3 separate regions of the Homo sapiens genome follow, and regions 1 and 2 are each linked to region 3. A link is a loop called in an ENCODE intact Hi-C map of the cell type or tissue named here. Cell type or tissue: dorsolateral prefrontal cortex. All regions are shown on one strand.

Region 1 (4,000 bases), 390 kb after region 3:
AGCGGCGGGCTGAAGGGCTCCTCAAGCGCGGCCAGAGTGGGCGCCAAGGCGGAGGAGGCGCTGACATCGAGCGGGGGCTGTGAGGGCTGCCAGCATGCTGTCACCTCTCAGTCCCACTAGATCCCAAGAGGCAGCAGAGGCAGCTTCTGAAAAATAAAATAAGTGAGTAGGCACCCCACCCCACTCGCTCCCTTTCCCACGGCCCCACCCCCCTCTCCTGGTTCCATTTGGCCCACTCAGCTTCTTGCCCAAACTTCATTCTGAAGGCGTTGGCTCTCTCCATCAGGGTGAGGTCACCAAGCTTTGGGGTTACATGTATCTGCTTCAGGCCTGTCACTCACTAGTCCCTAGTGACCTTGGGAAGGTTAACCTCTGAGGGCCTCCATTTCCTCATCCTTAAAGTGGGAATAATCATACTTCCCGGCAAGAGCGCCAGAGGGCTTATGGGATGGCTGTTTGTAAAGCCCTTAGCACAGTGAAGCATAGCCAGCTGCTGAAATGTTGCTGATGGCATCTCAGCAGCCCTTCCAAGGGCACTTGTGCTCTAACTAAGGTCCCCTGAAAACCAAAGGCCATGGAGAATCCGGTGAGGCTGGTGCCAGAGCCCCAGGGTGCCAGCAGGGTGATGTTGGGGGCAGGCCAATGTCCCCAAGTCTCTGATTCATTCAGCCAAGGGCAGAGTTCTCTGCTCGTCTGCTTACTTGATGTTGAAGACTAACCACAGTCCGGTGAAAACAAGAGCAGAGCTAGGAACCAGACAGCTACTCCAAGGGACTTTCTAATGATACATAGCGAAGCATTTTGAAAAAAATTAGATGGTATCTCATTGAAACATTTCAAAAAATTTTAGGTATTAAAAACAAATGGTTCAGGTCACTTCCAAATAGAATAACTGATCGATAGCTTTTTATATAGGAAGAGAGTGCTGATTCCAGGAGAGAGAGGTTAGGTCAAACCCCCTAGTTTTGGCACAGGAAAATGGCTTGTCAGAGTAGCTTCTCAAACTATGATGCTGTGAAGACTCACTTAGGGATCTGGTTAAGATGCAGACTCTAGGCTGGGTGCGGTGGCTCACACCTGTAATCCCAGTACTTTGAGAGGCTGAGGTGGGTGGATCACTTGAGGTCAGGAGTTCATGACCAGCCTGGCCACCATGGTGAAACCCCGTCTCTACTAAAAATACAAAAATTAGCCGGGTGTGGTGGTGCACACCTGTAATCCCAGCTACTTGGGAGGCTAAGACAGGAGGATTGCTTGAACCTGGGAGGCAGAGGTTGCAGTGATCACATCACTGCACTCCAGCCTAGGCTGCAGAGCAAGACTCTGTCACCAAAAAAAAAAAAAAAAAAAAAAAAAACAGATTCTGCTTCAGCAGGTCGCGTGTTGTGCCTGAGAGTCTATATTTCTAACAAGCTTCCAAATGACATGCTGCTGGTCCGTGGGCCACACTTTGGGAATCAGTGTGGAAGAAAAAGCTACCTCTCTGCCCCGTGCTTATTTTGGTCTAAAAGGTCATTTGCTGCCGGCTCCTGCTCAGTGACATATAATCTCTGTTTGTACCTGTGTCCCTGAATTATCTTTCCTGTCCCCACAAATGGCCTGAAAATAACCCCACAATTGGAAAAATCGCCTGGCTGTCTCATGCAACCCTAACCCAAAGTTGTTTCAGGGAGAACATTAAGCCGCCTCCCAAGCTCGCCCTCTGCTGGTGAACAAGGGTCATTTTTTTCCTAAACCCTCACCCAGCCTTTCTTGCTGCACAAATGCTCTTTTTTTTTTTCCTTCCAATTAATACAGACAGAAAAGTCGCATGACCTATTCCAGAGGTTTATTGCACTGTTGTCGATTTTGGAGAATGTTTCCACTCTGTTCCTTAAAGTACACCCCTCAGAGGAGGTAGATAAATGTTTGACCAACACTGTCTGGCAACTCACGATATTACGAGTTCTCCGTGTTGCCTAAACATCCTCTTCTTGACTGAACTTTGTTCTCATCCCACCCCACACACTTTCTACAGTGGTGGCAAGCCTTCATTTACTCACAGCTCGAATGTGGCAAGGTCAGGGGGAGTAATGGTTTCCTCTGATCCAGGGTTGGAGGAGGATGCAAAGTAAGCATGTCCCAGAGACAAAAGAACATTTAAGAGAAGGATATGGAGATGGGGAGACTCATAACACAGATCATACCACCATCACTCATTCATTAAAACATTTCTTCATCACCTACTGTGTGCAAGACTTGGGACTAGGAGCAGAGAATTCTTAATCCCTGCACACGGGGAACCTAAGCCTCATAGAGGAAATAAGCGTAACAGTGAATCGTTAGTGAGTGTCTGCTGTATGCCAAGGAGCATACGTATGTTACCTTATTTAATTTTATTTCATCCTCACAGCAATCCTATGATCATCCTCATTGTATGAATGAGAAGACTCAGATGCAGAGAAGTTGAGTCAGACTTCTAGTTAATGAGGAAGTCAGTTTAAATGAACAATATGTAAGTCTGGCACAGTGGCATGTGTGTGTAGCCCCAGCTACTCCGGAAGCTGAGGCAAGAGGATCACTTGAGTTCAGGAGTTCAAGACTGTATAGTGCACTATAATTATGCCATGAATAGCCATTGCACTCCAGCCTGGGCATCAGAGCGAGACCCCATCTCTTACAAAAGAAAAGAAAATAAAAACTTTAAAGAACAATTTGTTATTATCTCTCGTGGTTCTGGAAGTTATGGGGCTCAGCGGGCTGGTTCTCACTTGGGGTTCCTTATGCAATTGCACTCAGACAGTGGCTGGGGCTGAGATCCATGTCTGGAGCCAGGGCTGGGATATCTAAAACAGTTGGGGGCTGGTAGGGCATCTCCGTCCACATGGCCTCTCCACATGGCTAACTTGGGCTTCCTCTCAGCCTGGCAGTCTCAGGATAGTTGGACATCTTAGATGGCAGCGGACTCCCCACTGCAGCAAGTGTTCCACAAAACCAGACAGAAACTGCAAACTTTCTTGTGACCTAGACTCTAAAAGCATGGACATTATTTCCGCTACAGTCTGTTGGTCAAAATAGTTACAGGTCAGATTCAAGGTGTTTCTGTGTCTCAGTGGGAGAGTAGCTTACAAGTAAAGTGAGATAACGAATTGATGAAGCCCATCCTGGAGACAAGTCATGACACCAGGGTTTGACCCTAAGCAGCCTGATTCCAGCCTCTGTGTGCTAAAGCATTATGCCCCACTCACCTGACACAGTACAGGCACAGCCACAGAATGCCACCTGTGGCTGTTATATCACGGTGGCTTGAAGGAGAAGTGATTAGCTGTGCCTCAGGTGGTCAGGAAAGGCTTCACATTAGAGGAAACACCCCCTCACACATACATACTCCTTTCTTCTCAGTGCAGAAGAAGACAGACAGTGGCTGCAGTGGGTGGCATATACTCGTCTGCATCACGTGAGGTGGCCTAAAAGCTGAGGGCAAGAGACAGCTCTGAGGCAGTGTGTAGAAGGGAACTGACCTGGAAGGGGGGAGCTATGGAGTCCAGTCCCAGCTGCACCATAGTGTAATGCTGGGACCTTGAAGGGAACCAGAAGGCCAAGAAAGGAAAAACCAGAGGCCCTGGGCCTTTCCAGAACATCAGCAGGGTGAGGTTTCTGACTGTGTTGTGCTCCACTCCCATCTCCAGATTGGAGACCCACAGTTGGTGATCTGTATGGACTGCTCGGCAGACACCATGACCAACCGCCTTCTCCAAAGGAGCCGGAGCAGCCTGCCTGTGGACGACACCACCAAGACCATCGCCAAGCGCCTAGAAGCCTACTACCGAGCGTCCATCCCCGTGATCGCCTACTACGAGACAAAAACACAGCTACACAAGGCGAGTCACTTCACTTTCTCCTCTGAAATGAGCCGCTTACCTTTTTTTTTTTTTTCCAAGAAAAGAGAAAAAGCTGAGAACATTTTAGTTAAGGGATCTGGGAATTAGAACTCTGTGCAGCTGCAGCACTGGGGCCAAAA
Region 2 (4,000 bases), 750 kb after region 3:
ATCGCAAGGACAAAAAACCAAACACCGCATGTTCTCACTCATAGGTGGGAATTGAACAATGAGAACACATGGACACAGAAAGGGGAACATCACACTCCGGGGACGGTTGCGGGATGCGGGGAGAGGGGAGGGATAGCATTTGGAGATATACCTAATGCTAAATGACGAGTTAATGGGTGCAGCACACCAACATGGCACATGTATACATATGTAACAAACTTGCACATTGTGCACATTAAAACTTAAAATATAATAATAATAAAATAAAAAAATAAAAAATAAAAAAACAAAAAACAAACAAAAAAATTTAATCAAGACAGGGACTTTGACTTTTTGTTCCCTTTCATCTCCCCAAGCTTAGGATAGCGCCTGACACAAAGTAGGAGCGTAAGAAATATTTGTTAAATAAATAATGAGTCACCATGTCCTGTCAATTCCACTTCCAAAATGTCTCTTCCAGCTTTTCATTCCTAATGCTAATGTCCTAATTCAGGCCCTTATCTTCTCTTACCAAGGTCATTGTACTTGTCCTCCTTCCACTAGTCTTTCCCCATTAAACTCCATTCTCTACATTGCTATGAGTTTCTTTTTCTTTTCTTTCTAGGATACATCTTTCAGTCATGCTCGTTTGCTGGCTCTCTATTGCCTATAGTATTATTAGGTAATATCTGAACTTTTTATTAATATGGTGCACAGTATTCATTCTAGTCTGTGCCCAGCCTGTCCTTCTAGTTTTGCCATAGACTGACTGGACAATTTTATAGCTCCCCAGATTTGCAATGGGTCACCAGGCATTGGTATTTTTGTTCATTCTGGTTCTTTTTCCTGGATGCCTTTACAATCTTTTCCACTTTGTGAAATTCTACTTATCTGTCAAGGTCTAACTCAAATGTCATTGTCTCCGTGAAACCTTCTTTAACCCAGCCTCTTCCTTAACCATACCATAGTCTTTTCCATGTTTCTATAGCCTGGTTATAATACTGGTATTATAGCATTTACTACATCATATAATAATTAGTACATCTATTTCTGTCACCAAAGCTATTTGATTCACAAGGGCTAGCTCTTATTTGTTTCGTATCCCATTGCCAGGCATACTTTTTGGCATACAGCAGATTCTCCTTTTCACAAAAATAATGTATTGTAAATACAGACCTCATCTGTCAAATTTGAAAAAATGCAGCTTTTTTGATAAATTGTGTATGGGTTATACTAATATTGCAATATTACCTCTGAAACCTGCGGTGGATACATATTCGTCTTCATTTAACATGAATGCTTAATGTGTTAGAATGCCATTACTAAATCTCTTTATCATCCCAGCCTTCTCTATTATGACCAAACTCTTAGAACCACCTGTTCCATCTTATCTTTTGATCACTGGTTTCTTTCTAATCGTATTCTTGATAACGATTCAATTGACTTGCCTGGGATTTTAGATACATAGGTGTAATGGAGCTGAATTGTTGGGTTGCTGCTGCCCCTTTAAGGTGGCCAAGGACATTGCATCTGCCTACTCAAACAAGAAAAATCACTTAACGCTAGAAGAAGAAAAGCCTGTTAAGATTCCAGATACAAAGTCTCTTGGCATTCAGGTCACTGAGTATAGGAATTAAGTTGTTAAGCCAATCTCCATTTAGCATTCTAAAATACATTTCTAGAATGAGAACTTGATATGACTCAATTAGGATGTTTTTCCTGTAACTCAGCAAATCTCAAAATGTGGTCTTAGAACCCCTGGGAGTCCTCAGTACCATTTAGGGGTCCATAAAGTCCTTCCTTTTCCAACTACATATTAGTATAAGGTCATATTTTCTTAGAGACTTCAATCAAAACAACATCACCGTAGTTTGAATGCAGAAGCAGATATGAGAATGTATTTTTCCTCTATTAAGCCAGATACCAGAGATTAGCAAAAATGTAAAATTATTTTCCTCTTCTTACTAATTATTTTTATGTTTATAAATAATGGTTTGTTATTGTTACTTTAAATGACTTTATAAGTACATATTAGAATATTTTGTTTTAATTTCTAATATATTAAAGACCTATTGTTATTATCCATATAAACAAAACCTCTATTATAACCAAACTCTTAGAACCACATGTTCAACCTTATCTTTTGGTCACTGTTTTCTCTCTCATCTTATTCTTCATAAGAATTCAATGGACTTGCCGGGGATCTTAGATACTTACAAGGTGCAATGGAGCCGAATTGTTGTGTTGTGGCTGCCCCTTTAAGGTGGCCAAGAACCACCTTAGGATCCTCAATAATGGGCCCAGACTTTAGGTCCTGAGCCCCAAAAGTTTGAGACCCACTTTATAATACATAGCCTTTCTTTTTGTGGGGGGATTTTCTTTAACATCACAGATCTTATTATTTTATTTAGAGATGGTGTCTCACTATGTTGCCCAAACCAGATTCAAACTCCTGGGATCAAACGATCTTTCTACCTCAGTCCTCGCTAACTAAGCTGGGACTACAGGAATGCACCCAGCTAAAGCTAATTTTTATGTGTGTTTACACACTTTCAGATGTTACCTAAATAAAGCCTTTTCTAATCTAAAAATGTAAGCCTTATTATATTTTTGATAGTTATATTTTATCTCATCTAGACCATAAACTCCATAACAGATATTTTATCCTATTCGTTATTATTTATGTAGTAGCCTATATACTGTACCTAGCACATTATAGAAAAATGTTCAATAAATGTTTCTTGAAAAAACATCAATGTTCACTAATTTATCTTTTTCTGTTTATTCTTAGTTCTGTCATACTCATCACTCTAAATTTATAAAGCATATGAAAATCACCTAGTTTATGGTACACAATAGGTATTCAATTTGTTATTTTCTCCTCCTTTATTTGGTTTAGAGGTTTCAGAACTTTCCTTTAACGTACTGCAGTTTTAAAAAAATCCTTAAATTTTATTTGTACATGTAACTTTTCATTACTTTATTAATGACTTCATCAAATGAAAGTTTACCAATTTTCTTTGAGTGGTTAAAGTTTTCCCAAAAGAGAATAAAAGGCAAGAATTATAGGTTTTGATTCTGTTCATATTCTGAGAGGATAGGAGGATGTACTACATAGAGCCTAGGATATGGTGAGTACAGGTAGAATATTATTTAAAACATCTATAAAGATGTGTTATGCTGAAATAGGTGTTGCACAAAATAAATGAAACAGACTTTGTATTGCCTAATACAGTGGAAAAAGCTGATAATTGTTGAAGCTTGATATGGGTGTATGGGGGTTCATTGTATTAGTCTCTTTCAGTTTGTATGCCTGAAATTTTCCATAATAAAAAAGTAAACAAAAAAGATAGATTAGACTGATATGTCTGAGATGTTTACCAATATAAAAATGTTTAAAGTTTATGCCAGATACACCTAGAAATCTAAGCATATTTAGAGGTCTCAGAGACTGAAGGAGAAAAAACAACCATGTTTAAGATGAAGTGGAGAAAAATCACCATTTCCATTATAATTAGTTTGGGAAAATACCTCCTTGGTAAAGAAGTGACTTAAGAAAGGTCTTGGAGGTAGAAAAAGGCTACTAAATAGATTTGTCTAGCTGGAAGGTTGAAAAAATGGAGAGAAGACAAAGGAAACTGAAGAGTCTGAGGGTCTGCAGAAGGCCTGTCAAGCCCAGGTGAGAATTTTAGTTCTGATCCATGATGCACTACACAGTTAACATCCTCAGAGTTAGAGTGATACACTAGAGCACAGAGAGGTAGAGATGGCAGTAGTTGAGTAGAGAACCTAGTGGGCCTGGTTGAGGGCAGAAAGAATGGTGGGCTGTTATCCTATCATAAGAAATGAAAAAAAAAAAAGAGAGAAATCAGAACAATCATGGCTAGAAGTTCTTCTGGAACTTTTAAAACCTATTTTTTTTACCAATAATGTATACTTAAATTATTATTCTATTCTAATACAATATGTATCAGTTAAGAGTTCTGAAGAAACTACATTAAAGTAGCTGCCCTATAGCAAC
Region 3 (4,000 bases):
GCCTGGATAACATAGCAAGACCCTGTCTCTAAAAAAAATGTAAAAGAGGCCTGGCAAGATGGCTCACACATGTAATCCCAGCACTTTGGGAGGCAGAGGCAGGTGGATTGCCTGAGCTCAGGAGTTCGAGGCCAGCCTGGGCAACACGGCGAAACCCCGTCTCTACTAAAATACAAAAAAATTAGCCAGGCATGGCAGCATGCACCTGTAGTCCCAGCTACTCAGGAGGCTAAGGCAGGAGAATTGCTAGAACCCGGGAGGCGGAGGTTGCGGTGAGCCAAGATTGTGCCACTGCACTCCAGCCTGGGCGACACAGCGAGACTCTGTCTAAAAAAAAAAAAGTAAAAGAAAAATTAGCCAGGCATGGCAGCTTGAGCTTGTAGTCCCAGCTACTTGGGAGGCTGAGGTGGGAGGATCACCTAAGCCTGAAAGTTCAAGGGTACAGTGAGCTATGACTCTGCATAGGCAAGAGAGAAAGACCCTGTGAGGGAAGATGAGGGAAAGAAGGGAGAGACAGGAAGGAGGGGAGGGGAGGTGCATTAGTCTGTTTTCACACTGCTGACAAAGACACACTCGAGACTGGGAAGAAAAATAGGTTTAATGGACTCACAGTTCCTCATAGCTGGGGAGGCCTCAAAATCATGGCAGAAGGCAAAAGGCGCTTCTTACTTGGTGGCAGTAAGAGAGAATGAGAGGGGAGCAAAAGCAGAAGCCCCTTATAAAGCCATCAGATCTCGTGAGACTTATTCACTACCATGAGAACAGTATGGGGGAAACCACCCCCATGATTCAATTATCTCCCACCGGGTCCCTCCCACAACACATGGGAATTAGGGAAGTAAAATTCAAGATGAGATTTGGGTGGGGACACAGAGCCAAACCATATCAGGAGGAGAGAGGAGGGAACGGGAGGGGAGGTGAGGGCAGGGGAGAAAAATTCAGACTAGGTAAGTTTCTTCTAACCCACTAACATAAGAGGTGAGTGTTTAGAGTTCATAATGTCTTAGATTCTGTTTTTCCTTAGGTAATTCTATAGAATTTAGACTTCTACAAATTTGGTAACACTAAAATGTGCAAAATTTTTACAGTCACAACCTGGAGGATATCTTCCTAATACAGAAAAGATACAAAACTGGTAACCTCAGTAAAAGGTTTTCTGACACAGAATTACCACCAGATTCAAAAAACCCAACTCTTTGAAGAGGAAGAGAGTTTATCTGTCTGCATACTTATCCAAAGCCAGCCTATGTATACTACGATGAAGCTGTTTAAAATCAAGTTACCTAAGCAAAGCTTATTACAATCAGTCCTTATTTTACCTCATCTGCTCTTGCAAATAAATTACAACACAATTAGTAAGACATATGCAGAAACAAAGGGTTGTTACTATATAACTTTATCTTACTTAACATATGTAAGTTTCAGAAGACACATAAAAACAATTCTTATTTCATAAAGGTACTCCCAATCAGTTTTATGTACTAAAGTTCTCCATCATATCTGATTTTACTCTAGTGTACTACACAAAATATAAAATATGAATAACTGAATCAATGGACTCCACTGTTTCCCTAATATGTGTAGAAAGTATTTCTAACTGTCAATTTTAATAACAGTGTGTTGATAATTTAACCTAAGATTTTTTTAAATGCATATATACTCCAGCCTATAATTTCCTTAATAAAATAGTTTTTTATGATATCTGATCTCTCATTATATACTTTAAATAAACTTTGGATTGCCATTCATATTTGCATGCAAACAGCACCTACATACAATGAGATAATATTTATAGCATCTATGTAAAAATTCCTGAACCACTGGGAGCCTGATTCTCATAAATTAACTGAATAAAGTACACCAATAATTATGAAGCCATCTGGTAAATAGCAACATTGTAAATAAAATTTATTTATAAACACTAGAGGGTGCTCTAATTCAACAGTGCTTGATATCTGGCTGTGATATTTAAAGTAATTTTCTCCTTGATTAAAAACAACAATCTTCGGCAATGACAATTTTTGCTACTGTGCTAATACATACAAATAATTTAAGAGCCAAATTCCATTCTTCCAGAACATATAACAAAACAATTTGTCAACATAGGCAATATAAAAAAAACGCAAATTGTGACATCAAAAATTCAAAATGTCGGGGGAGAGGGAGTTAATGTGCACAGGTTTTGGTTTGTTTGTTTGCTTCTTTTCTCTTTTTTGGTGATTGAAGTTACGTTAGCATCAGTTTTTGTTTTTTGGTTTTTTTTTTTTGAGACAGAGTCTTGCTCTGTCGCCAAGCTGGAGTGCAGTGGCGCGATCTCGGCTTACTGCAGCCCCCGCCTCCTGGGTTCAAGCAATTATCCTGCCTCACCCTCTTAAGTAGCTGGGACTACAGGTGCGCACTGCCACGCTCAGCTAATTTTTTTGTATTTTTAGTAGAGATGGGGTTTCACCATGTTGGCCAGAATGGTGTTGATCTCCTGACCTAGTGATCTGCCCACCTTGGCCTCCCAAAGTGCTGGGATTACAGGCGTGAGCCACCACGCCCAGCCATATCAGTTTTAAATAACTTATTAGAACTATACGATTTTTAATGAACCTAATGGTAACCACAAAGCAAAAACCTATAATAGATACACTAAAAGCAAAAAGCAATGAATTAAAACATACTACCAGGGAAAATCATTTAATCGCAAAGGAAAATAGAAAAAAAGGAAGAGAGGAGTTACAAAATAACTAGAAAACAAATAACAAAATGGCTACAGTAAGCCCTTACCTACCAATAATAATACTGAATATAAATTGACTAAATTCTCCAATTAAAAGACATCATAATTAAAAGACATGACTAACTGGATTAAAAAACAAGACCCACCTATATGTTGCCTACAAGAAACTCACTTCACCTATAAAGATACAGACAAAAAATGAACAAATAGAAAAAGATATTTTATGTAAATGAAAACCAAAAAAGAGCATGAGTAGCAATGCTTATATCAGATAAAACAGACTTTAAGTCAAAAACCATAAAAAGAAACAAAGAAGGTCATCATATAATGATAAAGGAGTCAATTTAGCAAGAGAATATAATAATAGTAAATATGTATATACCCATTGCAGTATTACCCAAATATAAAGCAAATATGATTAGATCTAAAGGAAGAGGCAAACTGTAATACAATAATAGTATAGCACTTCAACACCCCACTTTCAACAACAGACAGATCATCCAAGCAGAAAATCTACAAAGAAGGATTGGAGTCTATACTCTAGACCAAATGGACCTAATAGACATTTATAGAACATTTCAGTCTGCTGCTGCAGATTATACATTTTCCTCATCAGCACATAAAACATTATCCAGGATAGACCATATGTTAGGTCACAAAACAAGTCTCAACAAATTCAAAAAAGCTGAAATCATTTCAAGTATCTTTTTCTGACTATAAAAAAAAAACCTAAAAGTCAATAACAAGAGGACCTTTGGAAAACTATACAAATACATGGAAATAACATTCTCCTGAATAACAAATGGGTCAATGGAGAAATTAAGAAGAAAATTTAAAAATGTCTTGAAACAAATGAAAATACAAACACAACATATCAGAATATGGGATACAGTAAAAGTAGTATTAAAAGGAAAGTTTATAGCAATAAACGCCTACATCAAAAAGAAAGATTTCAAATAAACAACTTAACTATGCAACTTAAAGAACTCAAAAATCAAGAGCAAAACAAATCCAAAATTAGTAGAAGAAAAGAAATAAGGATCAGACTGGGCGCAGTGGCTTACACTTGTAACCCCAGCACTTTGGGAGGCCAAGGTGGGAGGATCGTTTGAGCCCAGGAGTTCAAGACCAGCCTAGGCAACATACGGAGACCCCCATCTCTACAAAAAATAAAAAGAAATTAGCCTGGTGTGGTGGTGCATGTCTGTAGTCCCAGTTATGTGGGAGGCTGAGGCAAAAGGATCGCTTGAGCCCAGGAGTTCCAGACTAGCTTGA

The links. Peaks named below come from ENCODE experiments on the same cell type or tissue, not always from the same donor. Only the 100,000 strongest peaks of a DNase experiment are listed, where the experiment ranks them.
Region 1: it touches region 3 in a loop (7-fold over the local background); 91 of 110 quality-filtered maps call a loop at or near these places.
Region 2: a loop joins it to region 3, with 9 times the contacts of the local background. A loop is called at or near these places in 14 of 110 quality-filtered maps.

What each region holds. Positions count from the first base shown.
Region 1 is chr1:77,532,179-77,536,178 of GRCh38, forward strand. AK5 (adenylate kinase 5) reads left to right here. Exons shown (of 14, transcript NM_174858.3): 13 at 3,669-3,860. Among named protein-coding and RNA genes, the nearest start is that of ZZZ3, 150 kb to the right of the region's middle. In dorsolateral prefrontal cortex, CTCF peaks have their summits at 1,702 (motif pointing left) and 1,902; a DNase peak (open chromatin) is centred at 1,683; H3K27ac peaks cover 3,761 bases.
Region 2 is chr1:77,899,399-77,903,398 of GRCh38, forward strand. All of the region lies in intron 1 of NEXN (nexilin F-actin binding protein), which reads left to right. Among named protein-coding and RNA genes, the nearest start is that of NEXN-AS1, 12 kb to the left of the region's middle. In dorsolateral prefrontal cortex, a CTCF peak has its summit at 1,504; a DNase peak (open chromatin) is centred at 1,492.
Region 3 is chr1:77,146,467-77,150,466 of GRCh38, forward strand. The region is part of intron 9 of PIGK (phosphatidylinositol glycan anchor biosynthesis class K); the gene reads right to left. Among named protein-coding and RNA genes, the nearest start is that of PIGK, 71 kb to the right of the region's middle. In dorsolateral prefrontal cortex, CTCF peaks have their summits at 1,924 (motif pointing right) and 2,123; no DNase peak of the experiment used is centred here; H3K4me3 peaks cover 613 bases; H3K27ac peaks cover 771 bases.